2 separate regions of the Mus musculus genome follow, and region 2 is linked to region 1. The links are chromatin loops, found by intact Hi-C in ENCODE. Cell type or tissue: left cerebral cortex. All regions are shown on one strand.

The links. A loop is a pair of places that touch in the nucleus more often than their neighbours do. Peaks named below come from ENCODE experiments on the same cell type or tissue, not always from the same donor. Only the 100,000 strongest peaks of a DNase experiment are listed, where the experiment ranks them.
Region 2: it touches region 1 in a loop (2.5-fold over the local background); 3 of 42 quality-filtered maps call a loop at or near these places.

Annotation. Positions count from the first base shown.
Region 1 is chr5:115,758,123-115,766,122 of GRCm38, forward strand. No RefSeq gene overlaps it. Among named protein-coding and RNA genes, the nearest start is that of Bicdl1, 31 kb to the left of the region's middle. In left cerebral cortex, no CTCF peak of the experiment used is centred here; a DNase peak (open chromatin) is centred at 432.
Region 2 is chr5:115,813,016-115,821,015 of GRCm38, forward strand. No RefSeq gene overlaps it. Among named protein-coding and RNA genes, the nearest start is that of Cit, 29 kb to the right of the region's middle. In left cerebral cortex, no CTCF peak of the experiment used is centred here; DNase peaks (open chromatin) are centred at 3,036 and 5,675.

The sequences.
Region 1 (8,000 bases):
GATCTCTGAGTTCGAGGCTAGCCTGGGCTACAGAGTGAGTTCCAGGACAGCCAGGGCTACACAGAGAAATCCTGGCTCTAAAAACAAAACAAAACAAACAAACAAACAACAACAACAACAACAAAAACCCTGTCTCAAAAAACCAAAAAACCAACCAACCAACCAAACAACTAGGTATTTGTGGCTTCTGGATGGAGCTCTGTGGTGAGATGCCTGAGAATCCCAGGTCATCCCCAGCACCCTCCCTCAGAGAGTCTGGGTGCTATGAAGCCCTCTTACTTGTCTTTTAAAATCTTCTCCCCAGTCATCCCTGGTAGACTTTGGCTTATTTCAGGACACATGAATAGGCTTTTGCCTTTAATGTATTCACTACCAATTATCTGCTTGCACACAGCTCTGTGTGGGTGTGTTCCCCGGGCTGGAAGTCCCTTAAGAAAATGAATTCTTAAGTTTTAAGTTGACTTTGATTGCTTCTCTGTTGCAGCCAGCTACCTGTGGCGAGGAGACCTCAAGAGGAACAGACGCCAATTTTAACTTCTGGCTTGAGTCATGCTGATAAGGTTTAGCATAGAAACAGAAGAACTAAACCCCGAAGCTTCTCTGTGTTTCTTCTAATTTATAGGTCTCCGACAAGGAGACCGAGCTGATTTTAAAAATTCATAAGGAATGCGCTTTTCAGTGTTCTGTTTGAAATCTCAGGTATTGCTCAATCTGAGCCTCCTAGCCAGCCAACAAAATGGTGCTCTTGGCAACATTTCTTTCAGCAGCCTGAACTCCCCTCCCCTACCAGCTGCTGAGCCTCCTCCTCGATTGCTGACCCCTTGTCTTCCTCCTCACTTCCACAAAACACCCTCAAGGGCTTCAGGGGGGTCCGTGGATTTGTTGGCTCCCTGCCAATCTCCCTGCCCATTCTCTTGTCCCGTTTATCCTGTTTGTAATTAACTAACCCCAGGGTTATAACAAGCCAAGCAGGTTCAAACAGCACAGGGGAAATTGCCTTTCCAGATGTTTATTTTTCTCCTTTTGGTGAGAACACTGGGTGGCAGGTCATCCATAACTCACATTCCCATCATGCATTGGTCCAGGATGAATCAGGAACCAGGTTTAGGATGGGTGTTTTGATAGAAAAGACTTGCCTCCTTGAGAAGGTAGGGGATTGGATCTAGAACAGCTGTTATCAACCTGTGGGTCACAACGGATGTTGAACGAACCCTTCACAGGGGTAGCCTAAGACCATTGGAAAACACAGATATTTACATCACAATTCACAACAGTAGCATAGATACAGTTACGAAGTAGCAGTGAAATAATTTTATCGTTGGGGTCACCACAGCATGAGGATTAAGGGTGGCAGCAGTAGGAAAGATGAGAGCCACTAATCTAGAATAGATTAAGTCAATAAGACACGTTAGTCCAATTTAGACACCCTCCATCCCCAAATACTCTAGATCTGAGTGTATATCCAGAGGAGTTAAGCTGCTTAGAAGTGCTTTGCCCTTCAAAGGTTCATGGGCTGGGGACTGGGTTCCCCAGAGTGAAGCCCAGAGCATGGTAAAACTGGGAAGCAGTGAGATCCTTTAGAGAGAGAAAGTTGGTTTTCTTTTTCTTCTTCCTTCCTTCCTTCCTTCCTTCCTTCCTTTCTTTCTTTCTTTCTTTCTTTCTTTCTTTCTTTCTTTCTTTCTTTCTTTTTCTTTCTTTCTTTAAGATTTACTTATTTATTTAATGTATGTGAGTACATTGTCACTACCTTCAGACAGACCAGAAGAGGGCATCAGATCCCATTACAGATAGCTGTGAGCCACCATGTGGTTGCTGGAATTTGAACTCAGGACCTCTGGAAGGGCAGTCAGTGCTCTTAACCACTGAGCCATCTCTCCAGCCTGAGAGCTGGTGTTCTTTATTTCTGTTTTTGTTGTTGTTAATTTGTTTTACATTTACTTCTTCATTTTGTGTTCATATATTTGTGGATTCTGCATGCACTGGGATGGGCAAGTGGAGGTCAGAGGACAACCTGCAAGGGTGAGCTCTCTTCCTCCCACCCTGTGGCTTCTGAGGATCAAACTTGGGGTGTCAGGTTTGGCAGCACTTACCTCTACCCACTGAGCCATCTTGCCAGCCCGTTTTTTTGTTTGTTTTTTGTTTTGTTGTTTTGACGCAGGGTTTTTCTGTGTAGCCCTGGCTGTCCTGGAACTCACTCTGTAGACTAGGTTGGCCTCCAACTCAAAAATCCACCTGCCTCTGCCTCCCAAATGCTGGGATTAAAAGCGCACCCACCACTGCCCGGCTCCTAGTTTTGTTTTTAAAGACTCAATGCGGCCCTATATGGAAGGGCATGAATGTACTGAGTGGTTCCCCAGGGGGCTGCGTTGACCACCTCAGATCCCCTAAACTGTGTTCTTCCGTTTTCTCCCCAGTCCGCAGCCTTCCCACAGAGTTGCCCCTCCCTTTCTGGGTGACACCACACCCAGCCGCTAGGACAGCCCAGGTGGTAACTTAACACAGCTGTGAAGTTTAGGAATGGATCTGGACTACAGATGAGTGAGAGCTGGGGAAATAGAGTCCTTCTCCACTCCCCACCCCCCACCTCCCACCATCACAGACTATCCTAGAGGTGGCTTCTTCTTGAGTCCCCTTGTCCAGCGATTTCCTCTTAACTAAAACATCCCCTCTGGGAGAGATGCTGCTAAGGAGGCTCCAGAGTTAAACAAAGTTCACATGTCTGGGAAAACTGAAACTTGGAAGATCCTCCTGGCCACAGCCCATTCCCCCATCTTTATCTAGAAGCAGTAATCAGCTGCGGGGGAGGGAGGCGGCGGGGGCGGGGTTTGTGTGGAAGTGTAGGGGGAGACCCTGAGCAGCGTGGCTGAGAGAACTCTCTGCGACCTGGGTGCCTGTGGGTGACCAGCTTTGGTGTGTGATTGCCCACACTGGGTTGGGCCCTTTAGCGCTGCAGTTGCTTTTGAGTCACCCCTCCTCCTGTACGTAACCCCTCACCCCTGCTCTGCTCCTGTATGTAACCCCTCACCCACACTCCTGTTAGTAACCTCAAAGACACTCATTGGTTCATCAAGTTGGTCTTTGATGCAGTCGTTACTTTGAGCTGTTGTGGGTTTCCTTTCTGGGATGGATGGTGGTGGTGGTGTGTGCGTGTGTGCACACGCACTTGTGCATGTGTCTATACGCGTGTGTGTTGCCTTCAACGGAAGAGTCTCACACAACAGTCTCCCCTGGAAAAGAGTGTGTGTTCTAGGAGGCAATCCTTCTAAGCATCCTGCTGTGGATGGCATGGCTCCGTGCAACCCACCATGGGTGGGTGGACTCTGCCACCATGGTTGGCTGAGCTCCGTGCAAGGTGCAGAATTTCCTCATGTTATTTACATTTCCCCCCAACTCCTTGTGTCTCTTCTATCTGCATCTCCATGAGTCTTTTACCTCCTGGATAAAGTGCTAATCCTTGTGATAACTCTAACCAGCAAGCCCCCACCCCACCACCCAAAAGGAATTTTCATCATCTTATACTAAAGGGGACTTCTACCGTATCCAGCTTCTGCATGCTTAGGGAGAAGGTTATATCTTTTCAGCAAGCGCAAGGAGGGAAGGAGGCATACCTTTCGAGTGGGACATGGAAAGGGAAAGTTGGCCCAGTCATATGTGATGGTGGCACGGAATTGGGAAAATAGGAATTCAAAACCTGATTGTCGGCGGCGTGTTAAAACAGTTCCCTAGAGGAACAGAACCGATACAGTGTGCATAGAGTAGGCACATGTTATTAAGGGCATTTATTAGAATCATTTATGTGATTCTACCTTACACTGAAGAGGCTGAGAACCATGGAGGCTGGGTGCTTCAGCAGTCCCAATCTGATGCTAAAAGTCCAAAAGGCTGCTGGAGAGTTGCAGGTCTCCTGTCCATGATAGAAGGCTGAACTAGATGGCATTGGTCTTCCTCTCCGCCTTCTGTCCTTATTTCCCAAGGACTTCCTGTGTGTCAGACACCATGCTAGGTTCTGAGGACCAAGCAATGGAGACAGATAATAGTCTCCATGGAGCTCACTGCTTAGCAGGGAAGAGAGAAAGGAGGCAGCTAAATGAGAAATAAGAGGAGAGTGTGTTATGGGAAGTTTTGGTGCCAAGAAGCAAATTGCCTTCTAGAACTGTAGGATATTAATGGAAATGAGGAAGGCAGAGACTTCAGAAGGCTCCCAGGACCTACTGGTAAAAATGTACAACCCAGCCTGCCTGGATGTATTGGAATCTATCCTGCTGGGTTTCCAAATGACTACATTGTAGACAAGAACTCTGAGCTCCTCAGATTCACTTCCCAAATGGCAAGTCTCTTATTTCATGTATAGGTTACTTTAACAGTCAGCCACTCCTCCCAATAAAGGGACTTAAACAAGTTAGAAATTTCTCCCTGCATTGTGTGTCAGTCCATACATAAAGGTTGGTTGAATGGCAGCTGAGTTCCTTCGGTGTTGCTCTGATGTCTCTCTAGGATGCCTTGTCTATCTAGGATAATTCAGCTCACCAGCACTGGCATATTTGAGGCTGCAAGAATTCAGGGAAGAAATGAAGCCTGTGTGGGCAGGCTGCTCGGAGAAACACACCATTATGCCCCATCTCAGTATGAGGTGTGTTTAGAGTTCAGCAAGAATCCCAGATAAGACACCAGACTCCTGCCTCCCCCAGCTAGCCACTGACGTCTTCTTGCCTTGGTGCTGTTCAATTTATCTTAGGGTTGAAAAGTTACACTTGGACGTGACACTGAATCCACATTTCAGGAAAGAGTTGGGAGGACGGTGAAGGATAGAAAAACTTGGGATGGAGGCAATGCTATACTCTAGGAAGAGTGTACCGCCCTGAAAGACTCAGCCAATGAGGAATTCAGGGAAATGTGATCGGGAATATAAAATCCACTTTCCCCCACCCCCAGCCGTTTTTACCTTACCTTCTCTCTCTGCAGATTGATGTCTGGTCTTTGATAAACTTCTTTTCTTCTCTACTGGGTCTCTGACTATGAGGTGAAGATCTCCGCAACTCACACGACTACTCTTCTACTCCTCTTTCTTCTTCTTCTTCTTCTTCTTCTTCTTCTTCTTCTTCTTCTTCTTCTTCTTCTTCTTCTTCTTCTTCTTCTTCTTCTTCTTCTCCTCCTCCTCCTCCTCCTCCTCCTCCTCCTCCTCCTCCTCCTTCTTCTTCTTCCCCTCCCCTCCCCCACCCTCCCCTCCCCCACCTCTTACCTTCTCCCTCCTACTAAAGATTTACCTATTTATTTTATGCATATGAGTACACTATAGCCATCTTCAGACACACCAGAAGAGGGCATCATTGGATCCCATTACAGAATTACAGATGGTTGTGAGCCACCACGTGGGTGCTGGGAATTGAACTCAGGACCTCTGGAAGTGTAGTCAGTGCTCTTAACCACTGAGTCATCTCTCCAGCCCTCTACTTGCTTCTCATTCACTTGTTTTAGATTGGTGAGAATCTAGCTACACCGCTACTTCTAGAGCAGGGCAGTGTGTCTCTCTCAGTGTGGTTTCCAGCTGGGCTTACATGCCCTGGGGCTGGAGCTGTTATTGACAGGAAGAAAGGGGGAAAAGATTCTGTGTGTATATTGTCAGACTTAGCAAACAAAAATGTGGGCATCCAGTTAACTTATAATTCCAGATGTGTCTCAGTTAAGGTTTTACTGCTGTGAACAGACACCATGACCAAGGACAACATTTAATTGGGGCTGGCTTACAGGTTCAGAGGTTCAATCCATTATCATCAAGGTGGGAAGCACGGCAGCATCCAGGCAGGCATGGTGCAGGAGGAGCTGAGAGTTCTACATCTTCACTGAAAGGAAGGCAGGAGCAGACTGTCTTCCAGGCAGCTAGGAGGAGGGTCTCAAAGCCCACTTCCCCACAGTACTACTCCCTATGGACCAAGCATATTCAAACCACCACAAGATGAAAAAGGAATGTTTCTTTAGTATAGCTGTGTCCTACTTGGATGTAGTCCCTGTCTGGCTGAGAAATGATTCTCTGCTTTTCTGAAGTTCAAAGTTAACTGGGATTCCTGGAACAAATGGGGTTCCTGGCAGTGAGACTCATGAGCTGCTACTGAAGGCTCCAAATTGACCCTTGTTTCTTCTTGTTACAATTTTATTTTATTTTTCGAGACAGGGTTTCTCTGTATAGCCCTGGTGTGTGCCACCACTGCCCGGCTTTGATACAATTTTTAAAAGATGGATTTACTTTAGTTTATATGGATGAATGTTTTGACTGCGTATGTGTGCTGTGGTGTGTGTGTGTGTGTGTGTGTGTGTGAGAGAGAATGAGAGAGAGAGAGAGAGAGAGAGAGAGAGAGGGAGAGAGAGATTTAATTTTATTCCATTCATTCTATATGGATGAATGTTTTGACTGTGTGTGGTGTGCAATGCGGTGTATGTTTGTGTGTCAGATTTATTTAATTTTAGTCTATATGGATGAATATTTTGACTGAGTGTGTATGGTGTGTGATGTGTGTGTGTATGTATGTGTGCACACACAGGTGTGTGAGTGTGTGTGTGTGTGTGTGTGTGTGTGTACTATATAAATGCCTGACTCCTATGGAGGCCAAGAAGAGGGTGCCAGCTCACCTGGACCTGGTATCAAAGAGTTATGAGCTGCTCTGTTGTTGCTGGAAATGGAACCTGGGTGCTCTGAAAGAGCAGCCAGCATTCAAGTGCAGAGGCGTCTCTCCAGTCCCCTCCCTTTAAGATTTATTTATTATTATACATAAGTACACTGTTGCTGTCTTCAGACGCACCAGATCTCATTATGGATGGTTGTAAGCCACCATGTGGTTGCTGGGATTTGAACTCATGACCTTCGGAAGAGCAGTCAGTTCTCTTAACCACTGAGCCATCTCTCTCTCTCTCCAGCCCCTCTCCAGCCCACTCTTGTAAAGCTTCCAGCTGTCCTTTCTTTTACATCATAAATCACCTCCAGTACCTCTTCTGTGTTTTCTGGCCTCCCTCGTGCCCTGCAGACACTCCTCTCTGTTCACAGGATGTCTCCGCAAGGGAAAGTTTGCAAACAGAACATGGCATAAGCCAAACTCAACCTTGAACAGTGCGTGAATGGCAGTGAGTCTTTGGGGAGTGCTTATCGGATCTTCCGAGGCAGCTATAGGAACCATTGGATGCGCTGCTGTGGTTTGTACTTTGTGGCAAACGGTTGTTTTGCCTAAGGCCTGTGCTATAAATAAGATGGTTATAGATTTATACTGATATCTGTTTCCTCGGTATTACAAAGGGACAATCTGCTACTGGGCTGATCAAGAAAAAAAATTAAATGGGAATTTTATTTTATTCTTCTCCCTAAAGGGGAGATAACTCAGTCAGTAACTACTTGGGGTGGAGGCATGAGGATTTGACTTTAATCCCCTGTATCATGTAAAAAGCTTGATACGGTGGGGTATACTATGTCAGAGCTGGATAGGCGGAGACAGGAGGATCCCGGGTTTCACTGACCAGTCTGCCTTCTCTTATTAATGAGCTCCAGGTCTGTTTCAAACAAGATGCTGGCTCTTCCAGAATGGTAAGCAAGATTGACTCTGGCCTCCACACCCATGCGCATATGCATACATATAGGCCTCTGCATGTGTAATCACACCTACATGTACACACACACACACATACACTCATACTCTCACACCACGGAGAAAATGCGAAGGAAATGCTGCTATGCAAAGAGCCTGCCCCTCAACAAGTGGCTACCATCCCATGATAGCAGCTTTGGTAGAAAGCTTTGAAAATAAACAGAAAAAAAAAAAAAAAAAAAAAAAGAACCTCTAACCAGGTGGAGGTGGCACACACCATTAATCCCAGCTTTTGGGTGGCAGAGGCAGGCGGATCTCTGAGTCTGAGGCTAGCCTGGTCTACAGAGTGAGTTTCATAATAGCCAGGGCTATACAGAGAAACCCTGTCTTGAAAAAAATACACACACACACACAGATAGATAGATAGATAGA
Region 2 (8,000 bases), 55 kb after region 1:
TGTAAACAAGTTTTGGGTCAGACAGACCCCAGCCAGTTTTTAGTTCCTGTACGAATCACTCAGAAGTCAAAAGCCTCTCAGGCTGTCTGTAGTGGTTTGAGTAGGTTTGGCCCCCACAGACTCATGTGTTTGAATGCTTGGCCCACAGGGAGTGACACTATTAGGAGGTGTGCCCTTGTTTGAGTGGGCATGGCCTTGTTAGAGGAAGTGTGGGGGTTGGGATTTGAGGTCCTAAACTCAGGCTCTGCCCAGTGCAGAAGAAAGCCTCCTCCTGCCTGCCTGCAGAAGACTATCTTCTGGCTACCTTCCCATCAAGATGTAGAACTCTCTGCTCCTCCAGCCCCATGCCTGCCTGGATGCTGCCGTGATGATAATGGACTGAACCTCTAAACCCGTAAGCCAGCCCCAATTAAATGTTTTTTATATGAGCTTATAAATGTCATTATAAGAGCTACCTTGGTACCTTGCTTCTCTTTGCAGCAATGGGAACCCTAACTGAGCCAGGTGGTGCCTTTTCTAAGGCGCCACCAATCTCGTTTCTTTCTTCCCAGTGCTACCACTGTCTCGCATTGTCTCTATTTTCCTTTGCACAGAGGAGGGGACTGTCCTTGGTTCCTTAGCGCTTGGGTTTATGTCATAGTAGAGTCCCTTGGATATTCAGGCTATGACTCTGAGTCACTGGGAAACTTCATTTTGATTGGACTCACTGTGTTAGGTCCTATTCTTTTTCCTACCAAGGAACTGGGAGTCACATCAGTGAGATACGAGCAAAGTGCGCCACCACTGTATCAGTGGGTGGAGACAAGTCACATCTCAAGGTTTTTTTGGTTTTTTTTTTTTGTTTGTTTTTCGAGACAGGGTTTCTCTGTATATTCCTGGCTGTCCTGGAACTCACTTTGTAGACCAGGCTGGCCTCGAACTCAGAAATCCGCCTGCCTCTGCCTCCAGAGTGCTGGGATTAAAGGCGTGCGCCACCGCACCCTGCTCAACAAACATCTCAAGGGTTTAATGTCACCACCTGATAACCAGGACAGTGAACGTGTTCTTAGATGCCAGAGCCAAGGAAAAGTCGTCTACTCAATAGGCCTGACACATGTCATTGACAGTTCTTTGGGTATAAGTGGTAAATACCAGCTTGGCCATTCTGGTGAAAATATACACCTATGTACATTTGTGTGCACATCTGGGGTGCTGGCACGGTGTCAGATGCCCAGAGGGGTCACATGCTCATTATGATAAGGGTCCTCTGTGAACTCCATTTTATTCAACTGACCCCTCCATAATAGGATGTCTCTTCCTTCCTTCCTTCCTTCCTTCCTTCCTTCCTTCCTCTCTCCCCCCCCTCCTTTTTTTTTAAATGTCTGCATGTGGGGGAAGGGTTCACAATTACCTATAATTCCAACTCCAGGGCATCTGATGTCCCTGACCTCCGAAGGCACCTGCACTCACACACATAAGCACATAAACACTCCCTCCTACACAGAGGAAGACTAAAATAAGATTTAAAAATACAAATGAGACTAGGCGTGGTGACATGTGTCTTGAGTTTCAGAACTTGGGAGGGAGAGGCAGGAGGATCTCTGTGAGTTTGAGAACAGCCTGGTCTTCGTAGAGAGCTCCTGTCTCCCCTGCCCCCCAAAATATAAAACATGTGTGTCTACACAGGTGCACGTGTGTGCCTATCAGTGCAACGCAAACTCGGCGTCGTCCTCAGGAATGCTGTTTGTCTATGAGGCAAGGTCTTTTGTGGGCTTGGAGCTCACCAACTCAGCTAGACTGGCTTTCCAGTGAGCCCCAAGTCCTCTGGGCCCCATCTTCCTCAGGGTTGAATTAAAAGACACACTTCTACATTCTATGTGGGCTCTGGGGTTCAAACTCAAGACTGCATGCCTGCAAGAAGGTGCTTGGCCACTGTCCTGTCCCCTGTGCTCCTACTGGCCACATCTCTGCTCCTCTGTCTCAGAGCAGGAGTCTGCCTTCTTAAGCCCCTTTGACTGGATTGGCCTTATGATGGCCTTTGACCAACTGTGTGTTAAGTTTGTCCCCTGAGCTCCAGAGCCAGGACTTACACAATCTATTAGCTTTTGCTACCAAACTCCTAGCGCCCAGAGACCACCCCAACAAAGCGCTAGGATACTGGAGCTGGGGGGAGTCACAAAGCTCTTCCCAGGTACCTGTCTGCACCTGTGACCACACAGGTTCTTCCTTGAGCCATGCCAACATTCCCGGTTCAGTGCAGCCCCCTAAGTAAACCCAGGTAAACTCAACAGATCTACACAGATGTGTCCAAGCCACAGAATCCCGTACAATCACAAATCACTGTGTGAAGCCTCCAAGTTCTAGATTGCTTGCTTGATGGATATAGATAGTAGTTGCAACCCTTGCCTGTCTGCATCCTGGGCCTGGTAAAGTGGTATGTGCCAGGAGGGGCCTCCTGAAACCTCCTTGAACTTCCACAGTGTGAAGACTACATAATAGGATTTTCAGTCTGCCAGTGGCCCAGAGCAAGAAGCTAATAATCTTCAATACCTAAAGCAAAGTACTGTTCAGAGGAGAGAAAGAGATGCCTGTCTGGAAGTTCAAAACAACAGCCATTTTTTTCTCTCCCGCTTGGTTTTGTGCTTCTTGTGTGCAGAGCTGTATAAATACTCTGGGTACCTATCGCATGTTGTGTTAAACAGTTCTGAAATAGATACCACCAGGACAGGATGATCTGAATTAAGCAGCCAGAGACTGCAGCCTGGGCCATCTGTAACCCTCTCCTGTCTCTCTTGGCCCAGTTAAAGAAAAAGTGCACGCGTGCCTGCGTGCGTGTGTGCGTGCGTGCGTGCGTGTGTGTGTGTGTGTGTGTGTGTGTGTGTGTGTGTGAGCGCACACACACACACACCAACCCACTAGAGAACGAACACATTAAATAAAGCAACATGTAGGATGTCAATGCAGAACACTCCTCCCCCCCCCGCCCTCCCCCCCCCTCCACCACACTGACTCTCCAGTACTTGTGGAGGACAGGACAGCCCCATGCGTTCAATGACTAAATCCCCTGAGTCGGGAGCAGGGATGCCATGGTTTCCATAGACTGAGTGGAACGTCGCTGCTCAGGGATTCTCATGCAGGGGCACTGTGCTCCTAGGAGACATTTGGAAACATCTGGAAACATTTGGTTGACACAGTGGATGTTGGGGAATAGCCAGTATCTATCAGGTTGAGGCCAAGGATACTTCTTGGCATATCACAGTACCCCATGGGGTTATCCCTTCATGACAATGAATTATCTGGCATTGGGAGCAGGGGTGTTGACAGGTAGTGGGGGACCTGCCTAGTGGATATAAGACCCTGGATTCAAATCCCTAGCAGACAGAAGGAGGAGGGGGCAATGAATTATTTTATTTTACTATTTTTGTGTATGTGGTACATGTATGGGCATACACGTGTGTGCAGGAACCTAGGGCTACCTGTATGTGTGTGCAGATGCCAGAGGAGGACACTGGCATCCCTCTCTATTGCTCTTCAGCTTATCCTCTTGATGCTGGGTCTCTCACTGAACCTGATGTTCAGCACTTTGGCTCCCAGGGCTGGCTAACCAGCAAGCTCCCAGGATCCACCTGTCTCTCCTCTTTCCCAGCGCTGTTTTTATGTGTGTTCTAGAGATCCAGACTCGGGTCCTTATGCTGTGCAGTGGATACTGTTACACACTGAGCCACCCCCACTCCCCACCCCCAGCCCATAAAAGAAGGGTTTGACTTAAAATACCAATAGTGCAAAGACCAAGCCCTGACTTAGAACTAAAACTGCTTCATAGAAGAAGACCAGGTCTTTGGTCCTGAGAACTGTTACTCTGTATAGCAGGATGGATACTATACAGCTACTCCTCCAGAGAGACATGGAAATGCCTGTACACAAAGCCTGTGTGTAGTCTTCACAGACGTAGTGTTCCTGTGGTTCAAAATATGCAACCAAAGGCCGGAGAGATGGCTCAGAGGTCAAGGGTGCTTGCTGCACTTCCAGAGGACCCAGGGTTTGATTCCCGGCACCCACACTGGGTGACTCCCAAGTGTCTGTAACTCTAGCTCTAGGATCTCCGAGACCCCTTCTGGCCTCCGCAAGCTCACACACACACATGACATTCCTTCACCAAGACACAAATGTTTAAAATACTGAATCAACCTCAAGTCTGGCGACTTGCCAATGGCTAAATAGAGAATGGCTTATCTGCACTAAAGCTAGAGACAAAAAGGAATTAAGTGCCAACCCTCGAACCTATAGCAGTCAATTGCAAATTCATGATTCTCTGTGAAAGAAGCCAGACTCACCACACCACATATTGTTTGAGTCCTGGAATAGGAAAATTCAGGAAACAGGGTGGAATGCAGGAGTTGTTTGGGGTTGAGGGCGGGAGTTGGTGTCCACTCTAAACGACCATAAGAGATCTTCTTTGGATTATGAAAACACGCCCAAACTGGTTCAGCATGGTGGTAGTGGAACTTAGTGAATGCTTTCAAAAATACTGAGCTCGGGGCCGGAGAGATGGCTCAGTGGGCAAGAACGTGGGTCCTCCTGCAGGAGATCCCGAGTGCAGTTCCCAGCTTCTGTGTCCCAGCTTCTGAGCTCACAGCCACCTGTCATGCCAGTTCTAGGGCACCTGAAGCCTTCTGGAGTCTGTAGACTGGAGTCTGTGCTCACACCACACTCACACTCAAGCACATGTGATTTAAAAAGTAAAAAAAAAAAAAAAAAAAAAAAAAAAGATCTTTTGAATACATCCAAATCTGGGGGCTTGGAGAGATGGCTCAGCAGTTAAAAGCACTGGCTGCTCTTCCAGATGGTCCTGTGTTCAATTCCCAGCAACCACATGGTGGCTCACAGCCATCTGTAATGGGATCTGACACTCTCTTCTGGTGTGTCTGAAGACAGATACAGTGTACTCATATACATAAAATAAATAAATAAATCTTTTTTTTTAAATCAAAGTCTACACTTAGAGTGAGCGAATTTTATGTTCTGTAAATCACACTTAAATAAAACCTTGCAGTTTAAAGTGTGTCTGTAGGCCAGGCGGTGGTGGCGCACGCCTTTAGTCCCAGCACTTGGGTGGCAGAGACAGGCAGATTTCTGAGTTCGAGGCCAGCCTGGTCTACAGAGTGAGTTCCAGGACAGCCAGGGCTACACAGAGAAACCCTGTCTCGAAAAACCAAAAAAAAAAAAAAAAAAAAAAAACCCACCAAAAAACAAACAAACAAACAAAAAAAAAAACCCCAAAAACAAGGTGTCTGTAGGCCAGAATATCCATATGATGTAGGAGATGGTTAGAAATTAAAAAAAAAAAAAAAATTAGTCAGGTGTGGTGGTGCATGCCTTTAATCCAATCACTTGGAGGGCAGAGGCAGGTGGATCTCTGTGAGTTTAAGGCCAGCCTGGTCTACAAAGCAAGTTCCAGACAACCCAGATAGCCAGGACAGGTAAAAAAATAAAAAATAAAAAAAAAAGCCTTAGCCTAGACCTGATGATTCAGATCTGTGTTTTATTTAGTTCTTTCTTGCAGTGCTGGGGATTGAACCCAGGACCTTATGCATGCCAGCCAAGTGTGCTTTCACTAAAGCTGTAAACCATCTGCCATCTATATTTAAAGCAAGATCCATGGGCATCTTGCTGTCACGTTATGTGGTTATGTGTGTGTGAGTGTGTGGCAGAGGAATCTGATCTCATCAAGATGAAGGGAAAAGTGCTGTGATTTATGAAAAAGAGAAGGAAGCCAGGGATATGTTTGGTGGAGACGTGGTATGGTGTGGGAGATGGGGGTGCCTCTGCAGGCCCCTGAGGCATCCCTTCCCCCTGAGGTACCAGCCACACAACAACCGTATAGTATAGAATAGTATATACTAGCTGTATAGTATAGAACAGAGTTTATTTAGGCCATGGGGAGAGGAGTTGAGGGGGTAGTAGAGACAAAGAAAGGCCGCGGGGGGAGGGGGAGAGGGGGTGAGGAGAGAGAGAATGCATGTGGAGAGGGGGGAGGGGAATGGGGAGAGAAGGGGCGGAGGGGGAAGAGAGCAAGAGAGCAAGAGAGTGAGGAGGGGGCAGGCAGCCCCTTTTATAGTGAGTCAGGCACACCTGGCTATTGCCAGGTAACTGTGGGGCGGAGCAGAAAAGAAAGGCTAACAGAGAGAAAATAGATCATGGCTCCATGATCCCTTCAGAAACGACCCACAGTTACCTGGACCACCATCTAGGCCACAATTTTGGAAGGTTCTGTTACCTTCAATAGTGCCAAAGGCTAGGTTAGGCCTCTAGGGGACAGTCCAGAGCAAAACTTGATCATTTCAGTAATTTTTTACTGAAGTGGTTCTAATATATATAATAAAACCCAGGCCTACTACCTGTTGCTTCTTCCAGCATATAGGGGGATACATCTCTGATGAAAAAATGTGAACTTAGATCTAAGATGGGATGGCCACCATGTTTACACATACAAAATAATATCTGCTAGTACACACAGGACACTTCTAATGGACCAATGTTCTAAGCAGAACATAGAAATTTTATTGTTCCTACATTAGCTTAATTATGGATTTATTATTATTTACTAAATGGGGCAACAAGGCTCGTGGAGATTCATGATATACTTAAAAGTCACACAACTTTTAAGATCACCTGTCAAGTGGCCCTGAGAGAGGAAGAAGCAATCATAGCCGACCTAGGCTGCAATACTGGAAACCTGCAGAGACAGGGTTCACGTCACTTTCTGCGAATGGATAGCAATCAGCCTTGAGCCTTTTACTTCTAACGTCTGTCCATAGCGACTCCAATGGATGGTTTTGAATGCACCAATCAGACAAAAAAAAAAAAAAAAAAAAAAAAAAAAAAAAAACCTTTGAGAGATGGAGACTACAGAAGGCTGTTCAGTGACCTGATTTGGCAAAGTGACATGACGATGGCCAGCAGATCTGCACTGGGCTTCTGCAGTGTTGGAAACTGTCCATGCTGGAAGCAAGCATCTGATGGGATCTCTCAACACGACTGGAGATTCAGGTAATCCCAGCAGCCTGCAGAGCAGAGGCACAGAAACTTTCCAAGGCGAGAGGATGATGACTGGGGTCAAGTACTTGGGAAATAGGGGCGGGGCTAGAGAGACTGGGGTCAAGTACTTGGGAAATCGGGGCGGGGCTAGAGAGACTGGGGTCAAGTACTTGGGAAATCGGGGCGGGGCTTGGCTGTGAAGAGCACCATTGCTGCTGTCATAGGGACCCAGGTTTGGTTCCCAGAACCAACGTCTCATGGCTCACAGTCTAGGCAACAGAACACCTGCTCTGGCCTTCATGGGCACCAAGCACGAATGTGGTGAGCATGTGTATATGCAGGTGCTCAGACTGAAATAGAAAAATAAAAATGAGGACATCTTTTAAGAAGAAATGGATAGGAACAGAGTATTACAGCATTTCCACATCCCGGTCCTCTTGTGGCAGATCTGGGCTCTATCTCCCAGGCAGCATTTGTGGGGCATAGCTCCAGGGTACCCATGATTGGGAATGGCTAGAAGGATTAAACTTGGCATGTACCCTGATATTTTTGAGGGATGTGAATTGGAAGCCTAAATGCAGATACTGGCAAGAGAACAATAACTTGAAGGCAGGAGATGAACACATGTAATTAGATATGTGGACTTTGGTGTTCTTTGGCCAGAGGAATTCTCCTCCCTCCCCTTTCTCTATCTCCCTCTTGCTCTGCGCCCCCTCCCTACACACCCTCCCCCCACCCCACCCCCACCCCATTGCTCTGGCTCCTGCTCACTCCGGGCCCTGCTCACTCTGGACACTGGTCAAAGGAATTCTTAAAAAGAAAAGATTATGTTAGTTGGACATGGTTGCTCACACCTTTAATCCCAGCACTCAGGAGGCAGAGGCAGGCAGACCTCTGAATTTGAGGCTATCCTTGTCTACAGAACAAGTTCCAGGACAGCCAGGGCAACACAGAGAAACCTCACCTTGAAAGCAAGCAAGAAA